Linked DNA regions of Homo sapiens: region 2 is linked to region 1. Evidence: chromatin loops called from intact Hi-C (ENCODE). Cell type or tissue: mammary epithelial cell. All regions are shown on one strand. Links, peaks and the distances in the headings refer to the core of each region. The heading gives the core; the rest is flanking DNA. Region 1 has its middle 54 kb from the start of BICD1. Region 2 overlaps RESF1 (retroelement silencing factor 1).

Region 1 (16,128 bases), core at 3,689-11,688:
TAGCTAGGAGACAAGGAAGTACAAGGAAGTTGGTTTTAAGAAACAAAGAACAGGGAACGAAAGCTTTTTGAAGAGGAATTTATCATCTCTGACACTTCTTGTACAGTCTGCAGAACTGTGAGGCAATTAAACTTCTTTTCTTTGTAAATTACCCAGCCTTAGCTATTCCTTTATACAATGCAAAATGGACCAAATATAGTACTCAAGTATAACCTCATTCTAACTTAAATCTTAATTACATCTGCAAAGACTATTTCCAAGTAAGGTCACATTCACAGGTACCAGGGGTTAGGACTTCAACACATCCTTTGGGGCAGATACAATGTTGAGGATTGCCTCAACAGACTCTGAAGAAATAGCAATAATATTTGGAATAAAAGGCCTTTCTTGCATTTCATTTTTTGAAAAATATTGTATCATGTTTAGGATGTAAAAATTTTGTGACTTTTCTATAGAATTGTTAGCCAGAAATGTTATATTGAGAGATACATATGTTCTATGAAGTTTGAGTTTTAAAAATGAAGAGAAGGCTGGGCATGCCTGTAATCCTAGCATTTTAGGAAGCCAAGGCAGACAGTTTGCTTGAGCCCAGGAGTTCAAGACCAGCCTGGGCAACATAGCAAAATCCTATCTCTACAAAAAATAAACATTTAGCTGGGGCCGGGCACAGTGGCTCATGCCTGTAATCCCAGCACTTTGGGAGGCCAATGCAGGCAGATCACCTGAGGTCAGGAGTTTGAGACCAGCCTGGCCAACATGGCAAAACCCTGTCTCTACTAAAAATATAAAAATTAACTGTGTATGGTGGCGTGCACCTGTAATCCCAGCTACTTGGGAAGCTGAGGTAGGAGAATCATTTGAGCCCGGGAGGCAGAGGCTGCAATGAGCCGAGATTGGGTCACTGCATTCCAGCCTGGGAGACAGAGTGAGACTCAGTCTCAATAATAATAATAATAATAATAATAATAATAATAATAATAATAAAACTAGCTGGGTGTGGTGGCCTTTGCCTGTAGTCTCAGCTACTCAGGAGACTGAGGTGGGAGGATCATTTGAGCTTGGGAGGATGAGGCTGCAGTGAGCCATGATTGAGCCACTGCACTCTGCACTCCAGCCTGGGCAATAGAGCAAGACTGTCTTAAAAAAAAAAAAAAAGAGGTATTTCTCTTTTAGGGGAGAAGGTTTACCTGGGAGGCATTATGCAGGGTGAGCAGTAATCTATCTGGAGGACACACTTGGGTTTGGTGAAGGTGACACTTCTTCAAAGAGAAATCGAGGGTTGTGTCAAAGACAAAACCCAGAGAAGTAGGCAGATTGATTAAAGAACACTTGAGAGGCAAAGATCAGAGGATCTCAGCAGGGTGCTTTTGCCCTAGACTTATATAGAGAGGAGTAAACAAGCTGAAGTGGGGTGATATGCAGTTGGGGTTGTTTTGTATGCAGAACTGTCTGTCACTTAGCTGAACCAGAAATATTATTCTCAGGGAAACAAATTGTTCTAATCTTAGCTAGTCAACTACAGCAAAGAATGGGAAATTGGAGGATTTGTGTTTGGCCTTGTTGCAGATGAACAAGGGAGCCAACCCTGAGAACCGTGGGGTCACAAGAGAGTGGACGGTGAGTTGTACCTATGTCCTATGCAGAAGGATGGTTCTCTGAGCAAGTCTTCTCCAAGAACACAAAAGAATGGGGGATTTTGAAAAACAAAAGGTGGTGGAGGATGGGGGTTGCATGGGGTTCAGGTTGGGGGTGGGGGTACTGGGGGTGCAGGGTGCTTTATCATCGCTGCTTTCTTTTCTTTTTAAATAAATACATTTTCTTTCTGTCTTCTTTATTTTATTTTATTTTATTTTATTTTTTTGAGACAGGGTCTCACTCTGTCGCCCAGGCTGGAGTGCAGTGGCACAATCTCAGCTCACTGCAAGCTCCACCTCCTGGGTTCACACCATTCTCTTGCCTCAGCCTCCCCAGCAGCTGGGACCACAGGTGCCCGCCACCATGCCTGGCTAATTTCTTTTGTATTTTTAGTAGAGACGGGGTTTCACTGTGTTAGCCAGGATGGTCTCGATCTCCTGACCTCGTGATCTGCCCACCTCAGCCTCCCAAAGTGCTGAGATTACAGGCGTGAGCCACCATGCCTGGCCTCTTTCTGTCTTTATTTTATTTTACTTAAATTTTTTTGATTTTGTTTTTGTTTTGTTTTGGAGTTTTTTGCTCTTGTTGCCAGGCTGGAGTGCAATGACACGATCTCGGCTCACTGCAATCTTTGCCCCCTGGGTTCAGGCAATTCTCCTGCCTCAGCCTCCTGAGTAGCTGGGATTACAGGTGTGCGCCACCACGCCCAACTAATTTTGTATTTTTTTAAGTACAGACGGGGTTTCTCCATGTTGGTGAGGCTGGTCTCAAACTCCCGACCTCAGGTGATCTGCCTGCCTTGGCCTCCCAAAGTGCTGGGATTACAGGCATGAGCCACTGCACCCGGCCAAAAAAAAAAAATTTTTTTTTTTTTTGAGACAAAATCTCACTCTGTTGCTGAAGCTGGAGTGCAGTGGTGTGATCTCGGCTTACTGCAACCTCCACCTCCCTGGTTCAAGTGATTCTCCTGCCTCAGCCTCCTGAGTAGCTGGGACTACAGGCACGTGCCATCATGCCCGGCTAATTTTTTTATTTTTAGTAGAGACAGGGTTTCACTATATGGGTCAGGCTGGCCTTGAACTCCTGGCCTCAAGCGATCCACCTGCCTTGGCCTTCCAAAGTGCTGGGGTTACAGGCATGAGCCACAGCACCCGGCCAAACAAATTTTTTTTGAGACAGAGTCTTACTCTGTTGCTCAGACTGGAGTGCAGTGGTGCCATCTCAGCTCACTGCAACCTCTGCCTCCTGGGTTCAAGCAATTCTCCTGCCTCAGCCTTCCAAGTAGCTGGAATTACAGGCGCCCACCACTAAGCCATGATAATTTATTTTATTTTATTTTATTGTTTTAGTAGAGACAGGGTTTCACCATGTTGGCCAGGCTGGTCTCAAACTCCTGACCTCGTGATCCACCTGCCTTGGCCTCCCAAAGTGCAGGGATTACAGGCATGAGCCACCATGCCTGCCTGATTATCACTGCTTTCCAGAGGTGCAGGGTCTCAGATAAAGGTCAACAGTGCTCAGTGGTCAGGAGGAAGAAAGACCTATGTGTCACTGAGCAGAGACTGTAACTTCCTGCCTTCAGTTATTCCCAGTTACTCTTAGAAGTGTTTTATTTATCTTTGCAAAATGGATCTCACAGTCATGGGGTGCCGCTGCCACAGTGGCGGGGCCCACTTAGTGACTGCCAAACTTCAGACTTGAAAGGGTATCCTTTTGTCAGACTCCAGTGGGCTGTGCAAGAAATCCGGGGAAAGTGCAAGTGAGGCCTCTGAGATGCAGGAAGACCAGAATTCCTAGTCCATTTTATTTTTATTTAAAAAAGCAAGAATTTAAACTTTACTGACATTGATTATAGAGTATGCACTGGATTTGTCACTCTGAATCTATGTCACCGTTATGTGTCACCTCCTCGGGGAAGAACAGAAGCGTCACATTGTGGTGACTTTCCTCCCTGAACCCCTTCAGAGTGCAGCATATTACAGGTTAGGAGTGCCTGGTTAAAGGCAGATGGAATGATCTAGTTTCAACTAAACCTATCTTTACACAACAGATAAGTGGCTTTAAAAGACTCCTACAGAGAAACTGCTGGTTTTCAAGATAACTCTAATAATGCATGTGGCGGCAAACAAGGAGCTGTTTGACAACACTGACATCTATTCCTACAGGCGTAGAAGCCCTTTGTCTACTATTTGACAAGAAAATATAATAAAAATCTAACATAGTTTATTAGAAGTTGGTCAAAACATTCAAAATTACCAACACTGTTTGAAATACGGATTTATATTATTGTTACTATGAGCCTCACCCTAATTGTTGTGTATGAAGAGGTTTCATGAAATGTCTGTTCTGGTTATTACAGCCATGTATCCACCAAGATTTGAAATAAACTGAACTTAGAAGCAGTTCTTGGCCAGGCGCAGTGGGTCATGCCTGTAATCCCAGCAGTTTGGGAGGCCGAGGCAGGTGGATCACCTGAGGTCAGGAGTTCGAGACCAGCCTGGCCAACATGGTGAAACCCCATCTCTACTAAAAATACAAAAATTAGCTGAGCATGGTGGCACGCGTCTGTAATACCAGCAATTTGGGAGGCAGAGGCAGGAGAATAGCTTCAACCTGGAGGCAGGGGTTGCAGTGAGCCGAGATCATGCCACTGAACTCCAGCCTGGGCAGCAGAGTAAGACTCTGTCTCAAAAACAACAACAACAACAACAACAACAACAACAGTTATTTACATCAAGGGTCCCCAAACCCTGTTAGGAATGGGGCCACACAGCAGGAGGTGAGTGGTGGGCGAGGGAGTATTACTGCCTGAGCTCCGCCTCCTGTCAGATCAGCAGTGGCATTAGATTCTCATAGGGGCGTGCACCCTATTGTGAACTGTGCATGTGAGGGATCTTGGTTGCACACTCCTTATGAGAATCTAATGCCTGATGATCTGAGGTGGAACAGTTTCATCCTGAAACCATCCCCACCCCACCACCAGTCCATGGAAAAGCTGTCTTCCACGAAATTGGTCCCTGGTGCCAAATAGGTTGGGGACCACTGCTTCACATCACTATTTCATAGTGTTGAACCAGACTTTCAAAATTAGTGAAATGCAGAACGTACAACCACTGGTCCCCTTCCCATGATAGTGGGAAAGACCTGGGTCTAGAGTCTATATTTTTGTACTTATGAGACATGTTAAAGTATAGTTTTCAAGAAGGTAACAATGTGGCTGTCTGGCAAATATGCAATGAAATGTGTCAAAGATTTTACTTAGCTCACCGATTAATGAGGGAACCAGTAAAGATGCAGTGACCAGTTCAAAGAGCATTTGAGAAACAAGAAGATTTCTAGGACAAGCCATGAGTGTGATGGTTAATTTTAGGTGTCAGTTTGACTGGATTAAGGAATATCTAGAAACTTAGTAAAGCATTGTTTCTGGGTGTGTCTGTGAGGATGTTTCCAGAGGAGACTACCATATGAGTCTGAGTGGACTAAGTGGGGAAGATTCCCCTCAATGTGTGTGGGCACGGTCCAACTTGCTGGGGGCCCAGAGAGAACAAGAACAGAAAGGGAGAATGTGTCCATCTGTCTGCCAGAGCTGGGATGCACTTTTCTTCTTCTGTCCTCGGACAACAATTCCAGGCTCCCGGGCCTTTGGACTCTAGGACTTACATCAGCGGCCCCTGGAGTTCTCAGGCCTTTGGCCTCAGATTGAAGTTATACCATCAGTTTCCCTGGTTCCGAGGCTTTCACACTTGGGCTGAACCACACTACTGACATCCCAAGGTCTCCAGCTCGCAGATGGCCTGTGATGGAACTTCTCAGCCTCCATAATTGAGAGCCAATCCCTCTAATAAATCCTTTTTCCTATATCTATATTTATATCTATATCATCTATCTGATCTATATCTATCATGTCCCATTGATTCTGTCTCTCTGGAGAACCCTAAGATAGTGAATTAAATGTTAATGTCCAACAAGCCACAAATCGGGAGTTACAGTCATGCACTGAATAACAACATTTTGATCAATGGCAGACTGTATATATGACAGCAGTTCTGTAAGCTTATAATGGAGCTAAAACATTCCTATTGCCTAGTGACACTGTGGCTATTCTGACGTCATAGCATACTGGATTACTGGTGTGTTTGTGGTGATGCTGGTGTAAACAAACCTGCTGTGCTGCCAGTCATATAAAAGTATAGCAGGCACACTTATGTACAGTCCATAATACTTTATAATGATAATAAAAGACTATGTTACTGGTTTATGTACTTACTCTATTCTTTGTTGTTATTTTAGAGTATACTCCTACTTATTTAAAAAAAAAAAGTTAACTGCAAAATAGCCTCCGGCAGGTCCTTTAGGAGGTGTTCCAGAAGGCATTGTTATCATAGTAGATGACAGCTCCATGCATGTTATTGTCCCTGAACCTTCTAGTGGGACAAGACGTAGAGGTGGAAGACAGTGATATTGATGATCCTGAGTATAAGTAGGCCTAGACTAATGTGTGTGTTTGCATCTTAGTTTTGAACAAAAAAAGTTTAAAAAATAAAAAAAGCTTATAGATTAAGGATATAAAGAAAGGAAATATTTTTGTATCACTGTACAATGTGTTTGTGGGTTTTTTTTTTTTTTTTTTTTGAGACAGAGTCTTGCTCTATCGCCCAAGCTGGAGTACAGAGGCATGATCTCGGCTCACTGCAACCTCCACCTCCTGGGTTCAAGCAATTCTCCTGCCTCAGCCTCCTGAGTAGCTGGGATTACATGTGTGTGCCACCACACCCTGCTAATTTTTGTATTTTTAGTAGAGACGGGTTTCACTATGCTGGCCAGGCTGATCTCGAACTCCTGACTTTGTGATCTGCCCACCTCGGCCTTCCAGAGTGCTGGGATTACAGGTGTGAGCCACTGCACCCGGCCAATGTGTTTGTGTTTTAAGCTAAGTGTTATTACAAAAGAGTCAAAAGTTTTTAAAAATTTTAAAGTTTAAAAAGTAAAAAAGCTACAGTAAGCTAAGATTTATTATTTAAGAAAATGTTTTCCAGTCTGGGCAACATAGTGAGACCCCATCTCTACAAAAATTACAAAAAGTTAGCTGTGTGTGTTGGCTGATGTCGGTGGTCCCCGCTACTTGGGAGGCTGAGGCAAGAGGATTGCTTGAGCCCAGGAAGTCGAGGCTGCAGTAAGCCATGATCACACTACTGCACTCCAGCCTGGGAGACAGAGTGAGACCTCACAAAAAATTAAAAAATGTTTAAAAATAAATGCCCCACCTGAGCAACATGGTGAAACCTCGTCTCTACAAAAAATTTAAAAACTACCCGGGCATGGTGGCGGGTGCCTGTGGTCCCAGCTATTTGGGAGGCTGAGGTGGGAGGATCTCTTGAGCCTAGGGAGGTCAAGGCTGCAGTGAGCTGTGATCGCACCACTGCACTCCAGCCAGGTGAGAGAGCTAGGCCCTGTCTCAAAAATAAAATAAAATAATCCATCCATAAATAAATAATAAATGTAGCATAGCCTAAGTGTCCAGTGGTTATAATCTACAGTAGTGCACCGTAATGTTGCAGGCTTTCACATTCAATCACCACTCAGTGACTCACCCAGGCAACCTCCAGTGCTGCAAGCTCCATTCATAGTAAGTGCCTGATAAACTACAGGGCACTTTTGGGCAGTTGACTTTAAAGTAAATAGGCTTCTAAATTAACAGCCTGAGGGAGGGCTTGTGATTCATGCAAACATCTTGTCCCTGAGTAACGAATCTTATTGTGAGTTCCTCAAATTGTCAAGTACTGATTAATGCACAACCTCCTGACACTGAAGAGGACTCTGACTCACTTTTGAATCAAATGTCGATATTTTAGCCTTTATATTGCAGTCTGTAGCCAATGATTGTAACCTCTGTGTTGTACCTCCAGTGAAAAGGATGGTTGTGCTGTCAGGAGTCCTCCCTTCTTCTAAACTTTCCCATAAAAGCCTTCCAACTTGTAGCAGACTCCAGAACACTCCCAACTTTGTTAGCGTGTCTTCCCAGGTCAACCATACATATAGCCTAGGTGTATGGTAGGCTAGACCACCTAGATTTGTGTAAGTGTGGCAGGCCAATTCTCCCTGACAATCACACAGACAGGCCTGCATAGCACTCCAGTTACACAGATTTCCACAGAGCTGCCTTAACATTGAGCAAATAGTTAAACCTAGCAAAATCGGCACCCAGACAGCAAAGCTAGAAATGAAACGTATGGTCAGTAGGAGCCTTGCGTGGGCTTCTCCCTAACCTGGAGCAAACCAAAATAATACAGTCTTTCATTCCTAGTGCAGGACCCATCTCGGGTCAACGAAATCTGAGACAGTCAAGGTAACAGAGCTGTTTGAGTAAATTCATTGGAGAGTCTAAGGCAGCACTCCAGACCAAGCTGTAAAGGAGATAAGATAGAAATAATCACTCTGGTACCACAGTACACAGGCCTTGAAGGTACTGAGGCCCTTTTAATCAGACTTAGTAAGCATTAGTTTGCCTCTGACCTTCTAGTTGAAACAAAATTAGTTACCAATAGACTTAGGTGAATGCTATACTGCATGTGGGCATATAACCCCAACCTATATAATCATGAAGAAAATTGTAACACTTTGAGTTGGTCTTGTGGAATTATCTCCAGCCTGCTCCCTGTAACTGGTTACAGCAATAAATTCTCTTCTTTCCTAGTTTTTCTGCTTCTTGTTATTGGGCCCTGAGAAAACGTAGCTGGACCCGGCTTGGTTCCGTGAACATAAGTACACTCTGTGATGTTCACACCATTTGGCTTCCAATAAACCGTTTTTTGTTGTTGTTGTTGTTTTTTGGAGACAGATTCTTGCTCTGTTCCCAGTCTGGAGTGCAGTGGCACGATTTCAGCTCACAGCAACCTCTGCCTCCCAGGCTCAAGTGATTTCTCGAGCCTCAGCCTCCTGAGTAGCTGGGATTATAGACACGCACCACCACGCCCAGCCAATTTTTTTTTTTTTTTTTGAGATGGTGTCTCACATCTGTCGCACATGCTGGAGTGCAGTGGCACCATCTCGGCTCCTTGCAACCTCCACCTCCCGGGTTCAAGAGATTCTCCTTCCTTAGCCTCCCGAGTAGTTGTGATTATACGCTGTGCCACCATGCCCAGCTAATTTTTGTATTTTTAGTAGAGACAGGTTTCGCCATCTTGCCCAGGCTGGTCCCGAACTCCTGACCTTGTGATCTGCCTGCCCCGGCCTCCCAAAGTGCTGGGGTTACAGGTGTGAGCCACCGCGCCTGGCCAATTTTTGTATTTTTAAAAGAGACAGGTTTTGCCATTTGGCTAGGCTGGTCTTGAACTCCTGACCTCAAGTGATCTGCCCACCTCTGCCTCTCAAAATGCTGAGATTACAGGTGTGAGCCACCATACTTGGCCCCAATAAACCTTTATCAAATTATTTGTGCCCCAACAGCCTTAATTTTGGTAAACATGTCCTATACAGGTGTACCATTTTTTATCTTTTATACCATATTTTTACCGTACCTACTTATGTTTAGATACACAATTACTTACCATTGTGCTACAATTGCCTACAGTATTTAGCATACTAACACACTGTACAGGTTTGTAACCTAGGAGCAATTTGCTATTCCATATATAGTAGGCTGTATCATCTAGGTTTGTGTAAGCACACTCTATAAGGTTTGCACGAGGACAAAATCACCTCACGCATTTCTCCCTGCTGTTAAGCAATGTGTGACCTGTATCTGTCCCACCAACAGAAGTTATTTGCATTTCTTCCTGACAAAAATCTTCAAGTTAACAAGTAATTTCACGAATTCTGGGACCCTTAATCAATAGTAAATAATGGGATAAACTTTACGTTACTATGATCCTCTGGCTGAATCCAGCCCACATATTTTGTAAATAAAGTTTTGTTGGAGCCCAGCCTATTTCTTCCTTTGCTTATTGTCCATGACTGCTTTTGTGCCACAATGGCAGTCCTGAGTACACACAGCAGAGATTCTAAAGTCCACAGATTTAGACTTGAGTTCTCAACACAGAAATCCTAAAGCTCACAGTAGAGACAGGGTTTCTACCTGACTCAGAGCCTGAGAAATTTACTATGACTTAGAGCCTGAGAAATTTACTATGTGAACCTTTACATGCTGGGGAAAGCCTGAGGGTCATGACCAACTCAGCACTCCACTGGAGGCTATATGATAAAAGAGCAAACTGTTTATCACGAATGCAGGATGTGGGGAAACTCACATCTGCACCTGCCACCAGAAGGTATGCTGAGGGCAATCACTCCCTGGCGCCGTGCTCCTTGAGGTTATCTACTGGAACATCTGGAGCCTACTGTTCAAAGAAAGCAGTTATGCAGGCCTGCACTAAGTGAAACAGCTGACTGACAACCACCCCCTCCTCATTATTTCCTTTACTCAATAAATACAAAGGGCTATAGAAGCTCAGAGCCCTTGTTCACTAGAAGCAAGGAGACCCCTGACCCCTTCTTCCAAATATACTTGTTTGTCTTTGTCTTTATTCCCGCATTCGTCCTCCTTTGTTCAGTCCACCAGGGTCCGTGGCACAGTGGAGCCTGAGGGTTGTGACCAACTTTTACAAATAAAGTTCGTTGGCCCTCACTCTAGACAACCCTATGATGATCTTTGCCACTGCATGAAAGTGAAATTGTCAGAAGCATGTGAACCAGAGCAACTCCATCTTGAATAGGGGCTGGGTAAAATGAGGCTGAGACCTACTGAGCTGCATTCCCAGATGGTTAAGGCATTCTAAGTCACAGGATGAGGTAGGAGGTTGGCACAAAATACAGGTCTTAAAGACCTTGCTGATAAAACAGACTGCAGTAAAGATGCCAGCTAAAACCCAACAAAACCAAGATGGCAACAAGAGTGTCCTCTGATTGTCCTCTCTGCTACACTCCGTCCAGTGCCATGACAGTTTACAAATGCCATGGCAACGTCAGGAAGTTACCCTATGTGGTCTAAAAAGGGGAAACATGAATAATCCACCCCTTGTTTAGCATATCATCAATAAATAACTATAAAAATGGGCAACCAGCAGCCCTCGGGGCTGCTCCGTTCATGAAGTAGCCATTCTTTTATTCCTTTACTTTCCTAATAAACTTGCTTTCACCGTACTCTACTGACTTGCCCTGAATTCTTTCTTATGCAAGATCCAAGAACCCTCTCTTGGGATCTGGATCAGGACTCCTTTCCTGTAACAAAAGGATGTGCTATTTAGCTTTTTGCCTTATTTCCAAGTTTTGCATACTTTTTCTGACCAACACTTGAGAACCTTTAATATATAGTTTTTCTGTTTCCATTGTCTTCAGTTCCAATTGTCTTTTGGTTCCAATTCTCTAAGTTTTAATTCAACCAGTGTTTACTGAACACATACTATGTACCAGAAGCTACTGCAATGAATGGAACCTAGCCCTCACCTTCACATTTTGTGAGGAAATCAAATGTGTGACTGTGAAGGGTTCTTCTTTTAGATAACTCTTTTTTTTTTTTTTTTTTTGAGACAGAGTCTCACTCTGTCGCCCAGGCTGGAGTGCAGTGGCACGATCTCAGCTCACTGCAAGCTCCATCTCCCGGGTTCACACCATTCTCCTGCCTCAGCCTCCTGAGTAGCTGGGATTACAGGCGCCTGCTACCATGCCCAGCTAATTTTTTGTATTTTTAATAGAGACGGGGTTTCACCGTGTTAGCCAGGATGGTCTGGATCTCCTGACCTCGTGATCTGCCCTCCTTGGCCTCCCAAAGTGCTGGGATTACAGGCGTGAGCCACCGTGCCTGGCCAAGAGGAGAACTGTAAGTCCAATCTAAGGAAGATATCCTAGATATGCGAAGATTGAAGGCAGGGGAGAAAGAGAAATAAGACATGTTAATAGTTGCTAGAGGGAAACATGTGAATTTGTTTTGGGGACTCTTTGGTTTTAAGAAAATCACTTTGGCCAGACACGGTGGCTCACACCTGTAATCCCAGCACTTTGGGAGGCTGAGGTGGGCGGATCATGAGGTCAGGAGCTTGAGACCAGCCTGACCAACATGGTGAAACCCTGTCTCTACTAAAAATACAAAAAAATTAGCCGAGCATGGTGGTGTGTCCCTGTAATCCCAGCTACTCAGGAGGCTAATGCAGGAGAATCACTTGAACCTGGGAGGCAGAGGTTGTAGTGGGCCGAGATGGTGCCATTGCACTCCAGTCTGGGTGACAGAGGGAGACTCCTTCTCAAAAAAAAAAAAAAAAGAAAGAAAGAAAGAAAGAAAAGAAAATCACTTCAATAGGCCTTTTGATTGTGAAAAAGTGAAGGCAAAGTCCTATTTTAAAAAGGAGACATTTGAAGTGAGGACCCAGCTCTGATTTTTTTTTTTTTGCCCAAATTCCTGTCTAAGAGATCTGGGGAGTCATGCCCTACAAACTATAAATTCTCATCAGATGGGTTTTATTTAACCTTATATATCGTGTTTTACTTTCCAATCTGACTCAGGCATAACATTACGTGACAAAGAAGAAAATCAAAATATTTTATCCCAAAACATGTTTCTTTGCCATATTTTGAAATGGCCCTGCAAGCCATCCTTTGTGGGGGAAATTTTGCATGTGTAAAGAATCTCTGTTAACATAGCTAGATCTTTTCCTTCCAGGCCCTCTCAATCCTGAAGAAATTAACTAAGAGTCTAGCACCTTTTAAAGGTCTGAATAGGAAATATTTGCCATCTATTGTCTCTAAGGGCAGCCACTGTGAAACTTCAAAAGAACCTCGATCTCCATAATCTTTTTTCTTAACCCGAATATTTCCTTGCTATTAATCCCAGGTCTTTTTAAATTTTTATTTATTATTTATTTATTTTTTTTTGAGATGGAGTCTCACTCTGTTGCTCAGGCTGGAGTGCACTGGCGTGATCCTGGCTCACTGCAACCTCTGCCCCCTCGAGTTTGAGTGATTCTCCTGCCTCAGCATCTCGAGTAGTTGGTATTACAGGCACCTGCCCTGTGCCTAGCTAATTTTTGTATTTTTAGTAGAGACAGGGTTTCACCATCTTGGCCAGGATGGTCTTGAACTCCTGACCTTGTGATCCACCCGCCTTGGCCTCCCAAAGTGCTGGAATTACAGGCGTGAGCCACCGCGCCCGGCCAATCCCAGGTCTTTAGACAAACTCAACCAATTGTAAACCAGAAAATGTTTAAATTTACCTATAGCCTGGAAGCCCCCTACCCCAACCTTGCTTTGAATTGTCCCACCTTTCTGGACGAAACCAATCTGTTTCTCAAATGTATGTGATTGATGTCTCATGCCCTCCCTAAAATGTATAAACCCAAGCTGCACCCCAACCAACCTCCTTGGGCACATGTTCTCAGGACCTCCTGAAGGCTGTGTCACAGACCATGGTCACTCATATTTGGCTCAAAATAAATCTCTTAGAATATTTTACAGAGTTTGACTCTTTTCGTTGACACAAGCAATAGGAAGGTAAACTGTTCTGCTCAGGATCATAAAACCTTGTCTTTTTTTTTTTTTTTGGAGACGGAGTCTTGCTCTGTCACCCAGGCTGGAGTGCTATGGCATGATCTCGGCTCACTGCAATCTCCGCCTCCCGGTTTCAAGTGATTCTCCTGCTTCAGCCTACTGAGTAGCTGGGATTACAGGTGTGCACCACCACACCCAGCTAATTTTTGTGTTTTTAGTAGAGACGGGGTTTCACCATGTTGGCCAGGCTGGTCTCAAATTCCTGACCTCAGGCAATCTGCCCACCTTGGCCTCCCAAAGTGTTGGGATTACAGGCGTGAGCCACCATGCCTGGCCAAAACCTTGTCTTTTTATTGTGCCTTGTTTCAGTAATAAATATGTTGTAAGACACTTTTCACTATACAACTACTTATACACACAATATACAAAAATCAACAAAATGCTTCAGTCGAAGCACACAGGAGTGGTAAAAGTAAAATAATTTATATTAAAAATAATATATACAGTCGGCACACCATGTGGATTCAATCAACTGTGGATGAAAAATATTTGAAAAAACAATAGAACAATAAAAATGATACAAATAAACAATACAGCATAACAACTATTTACATAGCATTTTCATTGAATTAGGTGTTATCAGTAATCTAGAGATGATTTAAAGCAGGAGTGTCCAATCTTTCGGCTTCCCTGGGCCCCATTGGAAGAAAAATAATTGTCTTGGGTCACACATAAAATATACTAACACTAACGATAGCTGATAAGCTAAATATACATATATATAGCAAAAAATTCATAATGTTTTAAGACAGTTTACGAATTTGTGTTGGGCCACATTCAAAGCTGTCTTGGGCCGCGGGTTGAACAAGCTTGATTTTTTTTTATTTTTTACTTTGTATTTATTTATTTTTTTGAGACGGAGTCTCGCTCTGTCGCCCAGGCTGGAGTGCAGTGGCGCCATCTCGGCTCACTGCAAGCTCCTCCTCCCGGGTTCACGCCATTCTCCTCCCTCAGCCTCCCCAGTAGCTGGGACTACAGGCGCCTGCCACCACGCTCAGCTAATTTTTTTTTGTATTTTTAGTAGAGACGGAGTTTCACCGTGGTCTCGATCTCCTGACCTTGTGATACGACCGCCTCGGCCTCCCAAAGTGCTGGGATTACAGGCGTGAGCCACCGTGCCCGGCCGGAGAAGCTTGATTTAAAGGACAGAGGAAGATGTGTGTAAGTCATATACAAATACTGTACCATTTTATATAAGGAACTTGAGCATTTACAAGTTTTTGGTATCCTTAGGGGCCCTGGAACACCCTGTTTGATGCTGAGAGATGACTGTAGTTAACAGTCGCATTACTTGGATATGATAACATCAGAAGGCATAATGAATAGTGAGATGCTTGGGCCTCTATGTTGAGGACGAAGCTCTGATTTTTTTTTTTTCCCCAAATTCTTATGTAAGGAGTCTGGGGAGTCATGCCCCACAAATCATCAGTTCTCATCAGATGGGTTTTATTTAATCCTGTATATTGAGACTTACTTTCCAATCTGACTCTGGCCATGGCAAGGAAGAAAATAAAAATATTTTACCTCAAAACATGTTTCTCTGTCATATCTTGAAATGGCCCTGCAGAGCCATCTCTTGTGGGAAAAATCCACATTCCGTAGAGAATCCCCTTTTCCCCTTTTTTGTCCTTCCTTCCTTTCCAGATCCAGGAGATAATCAACTAAGAGCCAAGCACCCTTTTAGTTCCGATAAGAAACATTTTGCAACCTGCTCTCTCTGAAGTCTGCTATCTGAGATCTTCCTCTGCACAATAAAACTTGGTACCCACAATCCTTTATCTTAACCTGAACATTTCCTTTCTATTGATCCCAGGCCTTCAGATAAACTCAACCAATTGTCAACCAGAAAATGTTTAAATTTACCTATGAAGCCCCCCCGCGCTTTTTGTCCTGCCTTTTGGAACCAAACCAATGTTATTTCTTAAATGTATTTGATTGATGTCTCATGTCTCCCTAAAATGTATAAACCCAAGCTGTGCCCCAACCACCTTGGGCACATGTTCTCAGGACCTCCTGAAGGCTGCGTCACCGGCCATAGTCACTCGTATTTGGCTCAGAATAAATCTCTTAAAATGTTTTACCGGCCAGGCATGGTGGCTCACGCCTGTAATCCCAGCACTTTGGGAGGCTGAGGCGGGTGGATCACGAGGTCAGGAGATCGCGACCATCCTGGCTAACATGGTAAAACCCTGTCTCTACTAAAAATACAAAAAATTAGCCGGGTGCGGTGGTGGGCGCCTGTAGTCCCAGCTACTCGGGAGGCTGAGTCAGGAGAATGGCGTGAACCCGGGAGGCGGAGTTTGCAGTGAGCCGAGATCGTGCCACTGCACTCCAGCCTGGGCGACAGAGCAAGACTCCTCTCAAAAAAAAAAAATGTTTTACAGAGTTTGACTCTTTTAGTCAACACCGTTAAATACTGAAAAAGGGATGGATATAGAAACAGTTATGGTGTATCACTGACTAAAATACCAAAATTAGGCTTTCCTTCAGAGACATGATTTTCCAAAATGGTGAGTAAATAAAATCCTGAGCCAAGAAAAGTACAGTATTTCCTAGATTTGCAAATCTACAGTGATTGAATTCCTGGAAAATTCAGTGTCTAGTAAAACTATGCAAAAATATTTTGTTAACATGTAAAAGTTAGGCCGGGCGCGGTGGCTCATGCCTGTAATCCCAGCACTTTGGGAGGCCGAGGCGGGTGGATCATGAGGTCAGGAGTTCAAGACCAGCCTGGCCAAGATGGTGAAACCCCGTCTCTACTAAAAATATAAAAATTAGCCGGACATGGTGGCGGGTGCCTGTAGTCCCAGCTCCTCGGGAAGCTGAGGCAGAGAATTGCTTGAACCCGGGAGGTGGAGGTTGCAGTGAGCCGAGATCGCGCCATTACACTCCTGCCTGGGCAACAGAGCAAGACTCCGTCTCAAAAAAAAAAAAAAAAAAAAAAAAAAAGAAGTAAAA
Region 2 (12,540 bases), core at 4,306-12,305, 62 kb before region 1:
ATTGGACACAACAGTGTATATCTAAGGGACTGACTTACCCAGATTACAGACCACCTCCAAAGCTATACCGTTACTCACCACAAAGCTTTTTACCAGATTCTACCATTCAAAAACAAAACTTTATACCACATACATCATTGCAAGTTAAAAATAGTCAGCTTCTAAATTCTGTATTAACTTTACCATCAAGGCAGACCTCAGCTGTACCATCACAGCAGTATGCCACGCAAACTGACAAAAGACCTCCTCCTCCTCCTTACAACTGTAGATATGGAAGCCAGCCTTTGCAAAGTACTCAGCATATTACTAAACACTTGTCTATGGAAGTTCCTCAGAGTCGAGAAATGCTGTCATCTGAAATAAGGACCAGCTTTCAACAGCAGTGGCAAAACCCTAATGAAAATGTCAGCACAATTGGAAATTTCACTAACTTGAAAGTAAATACCAACAGCAAACAGCCTTTTAACAGTCCCATTAGATCTTCTGTGGATGGTGTTCAGACTCTTGCTCAAACTAATGAAGAGAAAATAATGGATTCTTGCAATCCAACTTCAAATCAAGTACTGGACACAAGTGTTGCAAAAGAAAAGCTAGTAAGGGATATTAAAACATTAGTAGAGATAAAACAGAAGTTTTCAGAACTTGCAAGGAAAATTAAAATCAATAAAGATCTTTTGATGGCAGCAGGTTGTATTAAAATGACTAATACTTCTTATAGTGAACCAGCTCAGAATTCTAAATTGTCTCTAAAACAAACTGCCAAAATCCAGTCTGGACCCCAGATAACTCCAGTAATGCCAGAGAATGCAGAGAGACAAACACCAACAGTAGTGGAATCTGCAGAAACAAATAAGACTCAATGTATGTTGAATTCTGACATTCAGGAAGTCAATTGCAGAAGGTTTAACCAAGTTGATTCTGTTTTACCAAATCCTGTCTATTCTGAAAAGCGGCCAATGCCAGACTCATCTCATGATGTGAAAGTTCTCACTTCAAAGACATCAGCTGTTGAGATGACCCAGGCAGTATTGAATACTCAGCTTTCATCAGAAAATGTTACCAAAGTTGAGCAAAATTCACCAGCAGTTTGTGAAACAATTTCTGTTCCCAAGTCCATGTCCACTGAGGAATATAAATCAAAAATTCAAAATGAAAATATGCTACTTCTCGCTTTGCTTTCACAGGCACGTAAGACTCAGAAGACAGTATTAAAAGATGCTAATCAAACTATTCAGGATTCTAAACCAGACAGTTGTGAAATGAATCCAAATACCCAAATGACTGGTAACCAACTGAATTTGAAGAACATGGAAACTCCAAGTACTTCTAATGTAAGTGGCAGGGTTTTGGACAACTCCTTTTGCAGTGGACAAGAATCCTCAACAAAAGGAATGCCTGCTAAAAGTGACAGTAGCTGTTCCATGGAAGTGCTAGCAACCTGTCTTTCCCTGTGGAAAAAGCAACCTTCAGATACTGCAAAAGAAAAGGAGTGTGATAAACTCAGAACAAACACAACAGCAGTTGGAATTTCAAAGCCTGCTAACATCCACGTTAAGAGTCCTTGTTCAGTTGTGGGAAATTCAAATTCTCAGAATAAAATAAGTAATCCCTCACAGCAGACAGCTTTGTCGATGGTAATGCACAATTATGAGTCTTCAGGTATAAATATAACAAAGGGAACAGAACTTCAGATAGCTGTAGTGTCACCGTTAGTTCTGTCAGAGGTCAAAACATTGTCTGTCAAAGGAATAACACCTGCAGTGTTACCTGAAACAGTGTATCCCGTTATTAAAGAAGGCAGTGTTTGTAGTTTACAAAATCAATTGGCAGAAAATGCAAAGGCAACTGCTGCTTTGAAAGTTGATGTTAGTGGACCAGTAGCAAGTACAGCAACATCAACCAAGATTTTTCCACTAACTCAGAAGGAAAAGCAGAATGAGTCAACTAATGGTAATTCAGAAGTCACACCTAATGTCAATCAAGGAAAGCATAACAAATTAGAGTCAGCTATCCATTCTCCTATGAACGATCAGCAAATCTCACAGGAGTCAAGGAATAGTACTGTTGTGAGTAGTGATACATTACAGATTGACAATATTTGTTCTCTGGTTGAAGGTGATACCTCTTACAATTCCCAAATAGCAAAGATATTCAGCTCTCTTCCCTTGAAAATGGTTGAGCCACAGAAACCTTCTCTACCCAATCAGCAAGGGATTGGCAGCAGAGAACCAGAAAAACAATTAGATAATACCACTGAAAATAAAGACTTTGGTTTTCAAAAAGATAAACCTGTACAGTGCACAGATGTTTCACATAAAATATGTGATCAGTCAAAGTCAGAGCCACCCTTAGAGTCATCTTTTAACAATCTTGAAACAAACAGAGTTATTCTAGAGAAAAGTAGTTTGGAGCATGCCACTGAAAAAAGCACAGCTAACGATACGTGCTCGTCAGCTGCTATTCAGGAGGATATTTACCCTCAGGAAATAGATGCATCCAGCAACTATACTCCCCAAGATCCTGCAAGAAATGAAATCCACAGTGATAAGGCACCTGTCTTATACCTACATGACCAGCTGTCAGAACTTCTAAAAGAGTTTCCTTATGGCATTGAGGCTGTGAATACACGTGAAGGTTCTGTGGGCCAGCAAACTACATACCAGACCTCAGAAGATCAAACTGCTGATAAAACCAGTTCTGACTCCAAAGACCCAGCAGATCAAATACAAATTACAATATTAAGCTCAGAGCAAATGAAAGAAATATTTCCTGAACAGGATGATCAACCCTATGTAGTAGACAAGTTGGCAGAACCTCAGAAAGAAGAGCCCATCACAGAAGTAGTTAGCCAGTGTGACCTGCAGGCACCTGCAGCTGGACAAAGTCGTGATTCTGTGATACTGGACTCTGAGAAAGATGATATCCACTGCTGTGCATTGGGCTGGCTCTCCATGGTTTACGAAGGAGTACCCCAGTGTCAGTGTAATTCCATCAAGAACTCATCTTCAGAGGAAGAGAAACAAAAAGAGCAGTGTTCTCCTTTGGATACCAACAGTTGTAAACAAGGAGAGAGAACTTCTGATAGAGATGTCACTGTTGTTCAATTTAAGAGCCTTGTAAATAATCCAAAGACTCCTCCAGATGGGAAAAGTCATTTTCCTGAACTACAAGACGACAGTAGAAAAGATACACCCAAAACAAAACATAAAAGCTTACCAAGGACAGAACAAGAATTAGTTGCTGGTCAGTTTTCATCTAAATGTGATAAACTAAATCCCTTGCAAAATCACAAAAGAAAAAAATTGAGGTTTCACGAGGTAACCTTTCACTCCAGTAATAAAATGACAGCATCTTATGAACAAGCTTCTCAGGAAACCCGACAGAAGAAACATGTAACACAGAACTCACGTCCACTAAAAACAAAAACAGCTTTTTTGCCAAATAAAGATGTGTATAAGAAGCATAGTTCTTTGGGACAGTCATTATCACCAGAAAAGATAAAATTGAAACTCAAATCAGTTAGCTTCAAACAAAAACGAAAGTTAGACCAAGGGAACGTATTAGATATGGAAGTAAAGAAAAAGAAACATGATAAACAAGAACAGAAAGGAAGTGTGGGAGCTACATTCAAATTAGGTGACTCTTTGTCAAACCCAAACGAAAGAGCCATTGTTAAAGAAAAGATGGTATCAAATACTAAGTCTGTAGACACGAAAGCGAGTTCATCTAAATTTAGTAGAATTCTAACTCCTAAGGAGTATTTACAAAGGCAGAAGCATAAAGAAGCTCTGAGTAATAAAGCATCGAAGAAAATCTGTGTGAAAAACGTGCCATGTGATTCTGAACATATGAGACCAAGTAAACTTGCCGTGCAGGTTGAAAGTTGTGGGAAATCAAATGAGAAACACAGCAGCGGCGTGCAGACCTCTAAAGAATCATTAAATGGCTTGACAAGCCATGGTAAAAACCTCAAAATCCACCATTCTCAGGAGTCTAAAACATACAACATTCTAAGGAATGTTAAAGAAAAAGTTGGTGGGAAGCAGCCTGATAAAATATGGATTGATAAGACTAAATTAGACAAATTAACCAATATAAGCAACGAAGCTCAATTCAGCCAAATGCCTCCCCAAGTAAAGGATCAAAAGAAATTATATCTGAATAGAGTTGGGTTTAAATGCACTGAACGTGAAAGCATTTCTCTCACCAAATTAGAAAGTTCACCCAGGAAGCTTCATAAAGATAAGAGACAGGAAAATAAACATAAGACCTTTTTACCGGTGAAAGGTAACACAGAAAAATCAAACATGCTGGAGTTTAAATTATGTCCAGATATCTTACTAAAGAATACAAACTCTGTGGAAGAACGGAAGGATGTAAAGCCTCATCCTAGGAAGGAGCAAGCCCCTCTGCAAGGTCCAGTATGATTTTCTTGGTGGTGTCTACAATATTGTAAAGAGTCGTAGGTCAATATTTGGGCTAGCACCTCTCATGCTGTCTTGGGCTGCTGGGAAAGACTTTAATGTGTTATGCCACTACCTAGTATTTGTTTTGCCTGGTAAACCAATGTTTCATTGGGCAATATTTGTTTTGTGTTCATTGCCACCTTATTGTAAATTGTAGAAAATTGGTCGTCATGACGAGCTATATGTAAAACTTGCCAGATAGAAATATTTCAGTTAGTACCAAGAAGGCTGTACTGTGAAAAACATTCCACATTCCTTGTGGGAATGTCAGAAAAGTGTCAAGTAGCTAGTAATGTAAGAGTCTTGGTTTTGTTAATTCTCCTTTGGACTTGTAATTTGAAAGCCCTGTGAACTTGAAATTTTGTTCTGAATGTTAGAGGATAAGTAATGATGAATACTGAAGTCTTTTTGTTCATATGGAAATGGGTCAACTAATTGTCCTCTTTGAAACAGTTGATGGCTGTGTTATCACTATATTTAAAATGGTAACATCTAGCCTACTCATAAGATAGAAGAACCTTGAAAGCAGTATTGTCCAGTGTTATAATTTAAAATCTTTAAAGCCAAGCTGGCAGCTATGAATATTAGGTAGCTTAATGGTAGACTTCTCAATGTAGTGCAGGAAGGAAGGAGAAAATTGATAACTAGTTGTTCATGGTACTAAGGGAACATTTAGACATAGTGGATATTATATGTAAAGCATTGTGCTGAGAAAGATTGGAAAACTAAAGGATTTGAATGGAAATTGAAGTCTTTGCTCTGCTTTTCTGACTATATTTGTTGGGGTTCATAAAACAATAGCATAAACAGGATATGTTTTCCTGGAAAAGAAGATAGGGATATATTCATTTTGTAAAAAATTGGTGATTTCAATAGGTTCTTTCATTTGGATCCTTGGAATTTGAGGTGGGGATATAATGGGAACATTGGAAGTGGGTGGGGGCAATGTAGTTTTCTATCTCATGTGTCCTTTAATATCTGGAGATGTATTAACCTCTTCAGTTCATGTGAGGGGAACATAATTACATAGTAAAGATAAACTCATTTTTTAATTGAGGTAAGCATTTCAAATAGAAATCATTTTTCCAGTCCTTTTTTTAGAGTTGTGTTACATGTGGTTATATCTAGGGCCTTTCAAAATCTATTTTCAGCTTACATGATTTTCCTTTGTTATAGTACTAAAGGAGATGATTAGCAATATCTAGAGTTCTGAAAATGAATATTTAAATAGTTTCAGGAATAAAAAGTACAAAAGAAGACTGGTTAAAATTTGTTGCTACAAAGAAAAGGACACAGAAAGACAGCCAAGAGAGAGGTAAAGTCATCTTTTTAAATCTTCATTCACTTATCTCCCTATCTGGTATATGGAAATTGGATTATGGTTATGATATGATTGTAAAGTATGATTTTATCCATGTTCTTTTTTTTTTTTCAGTCATTCAGTGTTTGTGTTTGAGTGGTAGGAGGACATTTTTGTGTTGTCGTGCTGTGGAATGAAAGGCTGAGCTTTATTTTATTTTAATAGGAAAATAAGTCTTATCACAATGAGTTAGCTAAGAGGTTTGCATATTTTACCTGTATAGGACCAGACAGCAAATACTTTAGGTTTTCTGGGTCATAAGGTGTCTGTCCTGACTACTCAGCTCTGACTCTGTTTCAGGGAAATGGCTGCAGATAATATGTAGATGAGTATCAGCTGTGTTCTGATTAACTATTTATTTATTTATTTATTTATTTATTTATTTTGAGACAGAGTCTCACTCTGTCACCCAGGCTGGAGTGCAGTGGCGTCATCTTGGCTCACTGCAACCTCTGCCTCCCAGGTTCAAGCGATTTTCTCCCTCAGCTTCCCAAGTAGCTGGGACTGCAGTTGCATACCACCACGCCCAGCTAATTTTTGTATTTTTAGTAGAGGCAGGGTTTCACCGTGTTGGCCAGGCCGGTCCCAAACTCCTGACATCAGGTAATCCACCTGCCTCGGCCTCCCAAAGTGCTGGGATTACAGACATGAGACACCGTGCCTGGCCTCTAATTAAACTTTATCTACCAAAATAGGCAGCAGGCTGGACTTAGTTTGCCAGACCCTGGATTCAATTATTTACATGTTAATTTGATTAATCTTCAATACAATTTAGGCAAGGATATTTCCATTTTATAGATGAGAGGTTACATCATTTGACTTAAGTTTCATTGCTAGTGACTGAATAGGGACTTGAATCTGGTCCCCTCTTTTCAAAGTCCATTAAGTGTGGTTGAGGTATAGTCAGCCCTCCGTATCTGCGTGTTCCGTATCTGTGGATTCAAGCAACTGTGGATCCAAAATATTTGGGAAAAAAATTAATACAACCATAAAAATAGAAACTTAAAAGACAATATAGTATAACAACTGTTTACATAGCATTTACATTGTATTAGGTATTAAAAGTAATCTAGAAATTATTTAAGGTATGTGTGGGGGGTATGCTTTAGGTTATATACAATATACTATGCCATTTTACATAAGGAACTTAAGCATCCCCAGATTTTGGTATCTATTTGGGTGGATGCTGCAGAAGTGTCCTGGAATCAGTCCCTCTTCAATACCCAGGGATGACTGTATTTTAATAATGAGACCGGTCCTAGCTGTGTTATTTGCTGGGAAGGGATTTGGGCTGAGGACCAACTAGAAAAAGTAGAGCTTTGAGTATTTGATTTTTTTTTTGAGACGGCATCTTGCTCTGTCTCCCAGGCTGGAGTACAGTGGCACGATCTCGGCCTTGCTGCAACCTCTGCATTCCAGGTTCAAGCAATTCTTCTGCCTCAGCCTCCTGAGTAGCTGGGACTACAAGCACACTACCACGCCTGGCTTATTTTTGTATTTTTAGTAGAGACTGGATTTCTCTCACTATGTTGGCCAGGCTGGTCTCAAACTCCTGAACTCAGGTGATCCACCTGCCTCGGCCTCCCAAAATGCTGGGATTACAAGCATGAGCCACCGTGTCCACCCGAATATATGATTTAATTAGTGGAGTGAAAGTACCTTGTTGTTAGGGTTTGGCTTTGAAAACTAAAAGCTAGAGCTCAAGAGTTTTTGTCTTAGTTTTGGTTCATTAAATGGGCAAAGAGGGGGCTGGGCACGGTGGCTCACACCTGTAATCTCAGCACTTTGGGAGGCCGAGGCAGGCGGATCATGAGGTCAGGAGATTGAGACCATCCTGGCTAACACGGTGAAACCCTGTCTCTACTGAAAATATAAAAAATAAGCCGAGTGTGGTGGCGGGCACCTGTAGTCCCAGCTACTCGGGAGGCTGAGGCAAGAGAATGGCATGAACCCAGGAGGCGGAGCTTGCCATGAGCCAATATGTCGCCACTGCACTCCAGCCTGGGTGACAGAGAGAGAGTCTTGTCTCAAAAAAAAAAAAAAAAAAATAGGCAAAGAGGGGTTCAGAGCCTCAAAAATGGAGAGCAGCAGAAACTCACCAAGAGAAACAATAAGAAGCACATTTTATAAAAGGAATTGACAACGGTTGTGAAGAGAGCTTCAAACAAATACTTAGAAGCAGGCGTGTAAAAATTGAGTAGAGGCCGGGCGAGGTGGCTCACGCCTGTAATACCAGCACTTTGGGAGGCCGAGGCAGGCAGATCGCCTGAGGTCAGAGGTTCGAGACCAGCCTGGCCAACATTATGAAACCCCATGCCTACTAAAAATATAAAAATTAGTCAGGTGTAGTGGCACATGCCTGTAATACCAGCTATTCAGTAGGCTGAGACGGGAGAATCACTTGAACCTGTGAGGCGGAGGTTCCAGTGAGCTGAGATCGGACCACTGCACTCCAGCTTGGGCGACAGAGCAAAACTCTGTCTCAAAAAAAAAGTCAGTTAGCATTGAAACATGCATATGGGAAAAACTTGCATCAATGAAGAAATATACTCTTAATCAGAACAGGACAAATAACCTAAAGAGGAGGGAATGAAGAGCAGTGAGAGGCCTGACAGTGGGAAAACAATGCCTCTCGGGTTGGAAGGCAGAAAGCCAAAAATGCGAAAGATACAAATGGGTACGAAGATTGGAGTAAGAAAAAAGCTCCTTGGAAACAGGAGAGACATGATTATCTCAAAGAGAAAGCGAGAGGCATGTTTGGAATCTGAAGCTGAAAACACTCAAAAGACAGATACACAGATTGACCAGAGGCTTCAGAGATAGGCATGAGTTGAATGACATGTGCAGACAGCACAGCAGGATGAGCACTGCACGGTGAATGTGAGGCTGAAATACTCAGAATCATGATGAAAGAAAAACACAAACCAGGTACACTAAGGCAAAGCTGGGTGAGACAGTCCAGGAGACAAGTCATACAGCTTTGTCATGGCACAACAAGACGCAAATAGGTGAGACCTAAGGGAGGAGAAAAAAATCTCAGGTGATGGCTACATGGGCATTTTTATTTACTTATTTTTATTTATTTATTTATTTTATTTTTTAGACAGTCTCGCTGTGTCGCCCAGGCTGGAGTGCAGTGGTGCGACCTAGGCTCACTGCAACCTCTGGTTCCTGGGTTCAAGCGATTCTCCTGCCTCGGCCTCAGCCTCCTGAGTAGCGTGAACCACCTCACCTGGCTGATTGTTGTATTTTTAGCAGAGACAGAGTTTCACCATGTTGTCCAGGCTGATCTTGAACTCCAACCTCAGTGATCCACCCACCTCAGCCTGCCAAAGTGCTGGGATTACAGGTGTGAGCCACTGCGCCCGGCCACATGGGCATTTTTTAAATGCCTATTAGGGGCGAGTGAAGCTGGTTCTGGAGAAGGGATCTCTGGGAAATAGTGAATTATATACCTTAGACAAAGAGGCTGGAGAACAGTGAACCAACTATGAAGTGAGAGAAAAATGCCATGAACTCCCAATCTGCTATAAAGAAACATACATCTGGCCTGGTGTGGGGCCCATGTGTGTCATCCCAGCACTTGGGAGGTCAAGGCCGGAGGATGGCTTGAGCCCAGGAGTTTGAGACCAGCTTCGGCAACATCAGGAGATCCCATCTCTACAAATAACTTTTTAAAAAATTAGCTGGGCATAGTGGTGCGCACCTGTGGTCCCAGCTGCTTGGCAGACTGAGGAAGGAGGATCACCTGAGCCCAGGAGTTGAGGCTGCAATAAGCCCTGATGCAGCACTGCACTCCAGCCTGGGCAACAGAGCCAAGACCCTGTCTCAAAAAAAAAAAAACCCACAGGAGAAACAGATGTCTAAATTCAGTAGCAAAGGTTGCAGCAAACTTGAAGTCCTAAGTTAGGGTAAAGAGATGAAGAGGAAATGACAAGAATTTCTTGGAAAGCAACTTAGAGACCCATCTGGGGCTTCAGTGTTACTAATTCTGAAAGAAAGCAAACGAAAAAGTGGAAGACTGCAGCAGATCTAAAGAACTAACAGGACAGAATACTCCACCCATTCAGGTAGAAAAAGACAAAACAAGACCCCATTATTCAGAAGAAAATAGCTGCAGCAGGAATGAAATGTACAGATAGTCCCTGACTTGGCAGTGGTTTGACTTAGGATTTCTTGACTGTGATGGTATGAAAGTGATACACATTCAGTAGAAAGTGTATTTCGCATACCCATACAGCAATTCTGTTTGTTTGTTTGTTTGTTTGTTTTTTGAGACAGTCTCGCTCTGTCACCCAGGCTGGAGTGCAGTCGTGTGATATCGGCTCACTGCAACCTCTGCCCAGCTAATTTTTGTATTTTTAGTCAAAACAGGGTTTCGCCATGTTGGCCAGGCTGGTCTTGAACTGGCTTCATGTGATCTGCTTGCCTTGGCCTCCCAGAGTGCTGGGATTACAGGCGTGAACCACCATACCCAGCCTCAACATATTTTCAATAGGTGATGGGTCATTATGAAAAAAGGACACTGAAGCTAATGTAACACTGAAATGGTCTCAAGAAACAGGAAACTATAGACATGTTTTAGAATATCCAATACATGGCAAGACCAAAATATGAAACCTATCCTTTTCATGTATTGTTTGGGACTGACTCATATTTGTACTCTTTGTATTGCTAATTTACATAGCTGTTTAAAAGATCACATTCATACTAATGATATGCAATGATACATTTTATTGAGCCAAGAGTAAGGTAGAACAGAACAGCCCAGGGCAATGAGGATGGGGCAAGGAGGCAGGAGTAGAAAACAGCCCCCAAAAGAAAGGCAAGATGTCACGTGTATATAACTTACAATTCTATAAGTGAAGAGCTATGGTTCTGAAACTTTTGCTTAACTCCTTGCCTTAATTTTTTATCCCTCCAATATATATTTTCCCTCTGAATTTTGATTATATATTGATCACAGCTAACATTGAGAAATAAAGTAAGTAAAGTTTTTATTTCCCTTAGATAATGTTAATTCAAGACTCTCGAAGAGAAGCTTCAGTGCAGATGGATTTGAGATGCTACAAAACCCAGTAAAAGATTCAAAAGAAATGTTTCAAACCTACAAACAGATGTACCTGGAGAAGAGAAGCAGAAGCCTTGGTAGCAGTCCTGTAAAATAATTACAAGATGTGGTTTTGTAATTGCCACTGGGAAATTTCTTTCCTTTTCTGTTCAAAATATTTCGCTGAAACTAATGAGAAATGCCATGATAAAGATTTCTCAGAGTTTGGTTCCCACTTTCATTGTATTTCATTGAAAGTGCTTAATTAAAATGGCTTGAGAACTTTGGGTAGCCATGTGTAAGAAATGGATGGTATTCACCGGGGAAACAAGGTATTTGAATTTCTACTTTATTGAACCAGATTTACCATTATTTTAAAAGGAATGCTTATACAAATCAATTTGAAATTCTACCCATCTTGAGGGAGGACCGTTCCTCAGTTAAGGACTTGTTTATTTAAATGGGACTGTAAATATGTTTTGGTTTCTAAGCTATATTAGCAAAATTTATTTTTCAAAAATGCCCACTGTGATGTGAATGTCAAAATATATTCTTAAGTGTTTTATAACTAATTGTAAACTTTTTTTCAGAAGTCTTATTTTATACTTGTGAAACTGAACACAATTTTGGGACAACGTTTAAACATTACTTTTCATACTTGAAATAAACATTTATTTTTTAAAAAACTAATTTGAAACCTTCACAGCTCAGTTTCTTTTTGGTTTCCTACCTTTAAAAGGACGCATTTTGGAAAGTGCTTTCAAAAGCTGAAATGCGAGGTGGCTTATGCCTGTAATCACAGCACCTTGGGAGGCTGAGGCGGGCGGATCACAAGGTCAGGAGATGGAGACCATCCTGGCTAACACGGTGAAACGCCGTCTCTACTTAAAAAAAAATACAAAAAATTACCAGGACAAGGTGGGAGGCACCTGTAGTCCCAGCTACTCGGGAGGCTGAGGCAGGAGAATGGCGTGAACCCGGGAGGCAGAGCTTGCAGTGCGCCGAGATCGCGCCACTGCACTCCAGCCTGGGCGACAGAGCCAGACTCCTTCTCAAAAAAAAAAAAAAAAAAAAGCTGAAATGTCACAGCAGTTGTGCCAGTAGGTATTTTTAGATTGCGTTCACATGAGAACACAAAAAAATTTACTAGGTTCAGGAAATTTCAAGAAACTGGAAGGCAAGATATAACTTTATTTCTAGTTTTACTTTATGACTACGAGAAAAGGGTTGGAGTTTTTGTTTTGAGACAGGGTCTCACTCTGTCGTCAAGGCTGGAGTACTGCGGTGTAGGATGAATGTTCACTGCAATCACTGCTCCTGGGTTTAAATAATCTTCCCGTCTCTGCCTCATGAGTAGCTGGGACTACAGTGTGCTAATACACCTGGCTAATTTAAAAAAAAATTATTTAATTTGCTAATCTTTGTATTCTAGTGTGCTGCCAAAGTGAGCACATAATTTTGTTTTTTTGTTTGTTTGTTTTTGTTTCTTAATGTTTGGAGAATTTTTGTGGTTTTTTTGTTTGTTCTTTGAGACGTACTCCCGCCCTGTTACCCAGGCTGGAGTGCAATTGCGCGATCTGGGCTCACTGCAACCTCCGCCTCCCGGGTTCAAGCGATTCTCCTGCCTCAGCCTCCAGAGTAGCTGGGATTACAGGCGCCCGCCA

Evidence for each region. Hi-C counts contacts between places; a loop is a spot of excess contacts. Peaks named below come from ENCODE experiments on the same cell type or tissue, not always from the same donor. Only the 100,000 strongest peaks of a DNase experiment are listed, where the experiment ranks them.
Region 2: a loop joins it to region 1, with 10 times the contacts of the local background. A loop is called at or near these places in 2 of 110 quality-filtered maps.

What each region holds. Positions count from the first base shown.
Region 1 is chr12:32,044,414-32,060,541 of GRCh38, forward strand. No RefSeq gene overlaps it. Among named protein-coding and RNA genes, the nearest start is that of BICD1, 54 kb to the right of the region's middle. In mammary epithelial cell, for the core only: no CTCF peak of the experiment used is centred there; DNase peaks (open chromatin) are centred at 7,318 and 9,788; H3K27ac peaks cover 1,429 bases.
Region 2 is chr12:31,981,542-31,994,081 of GRCh38, forward strand. It overlaps RESF1 (retroelement silencing factor 1), which reads left to right. Exons shown (of 6, transcript NM_018169.4): 4 at 1-4,416; 5 at 5,698-5,781; 6 at 10,837-11,566. The coding sequence ends at 10,994. Among named protein-coding and RNA genes, the nearest start is that of RESF1, 28 kb to the left of the region's middle. RefSeq lists a silencer at 12,347-12,511. In mammary epithelial cell, for the core only: no CTCF peak of the experiment used is centred there; a DNase peak (open chromatin) is centred at 8,720; H3K27ac peaks cover 1,291 bases.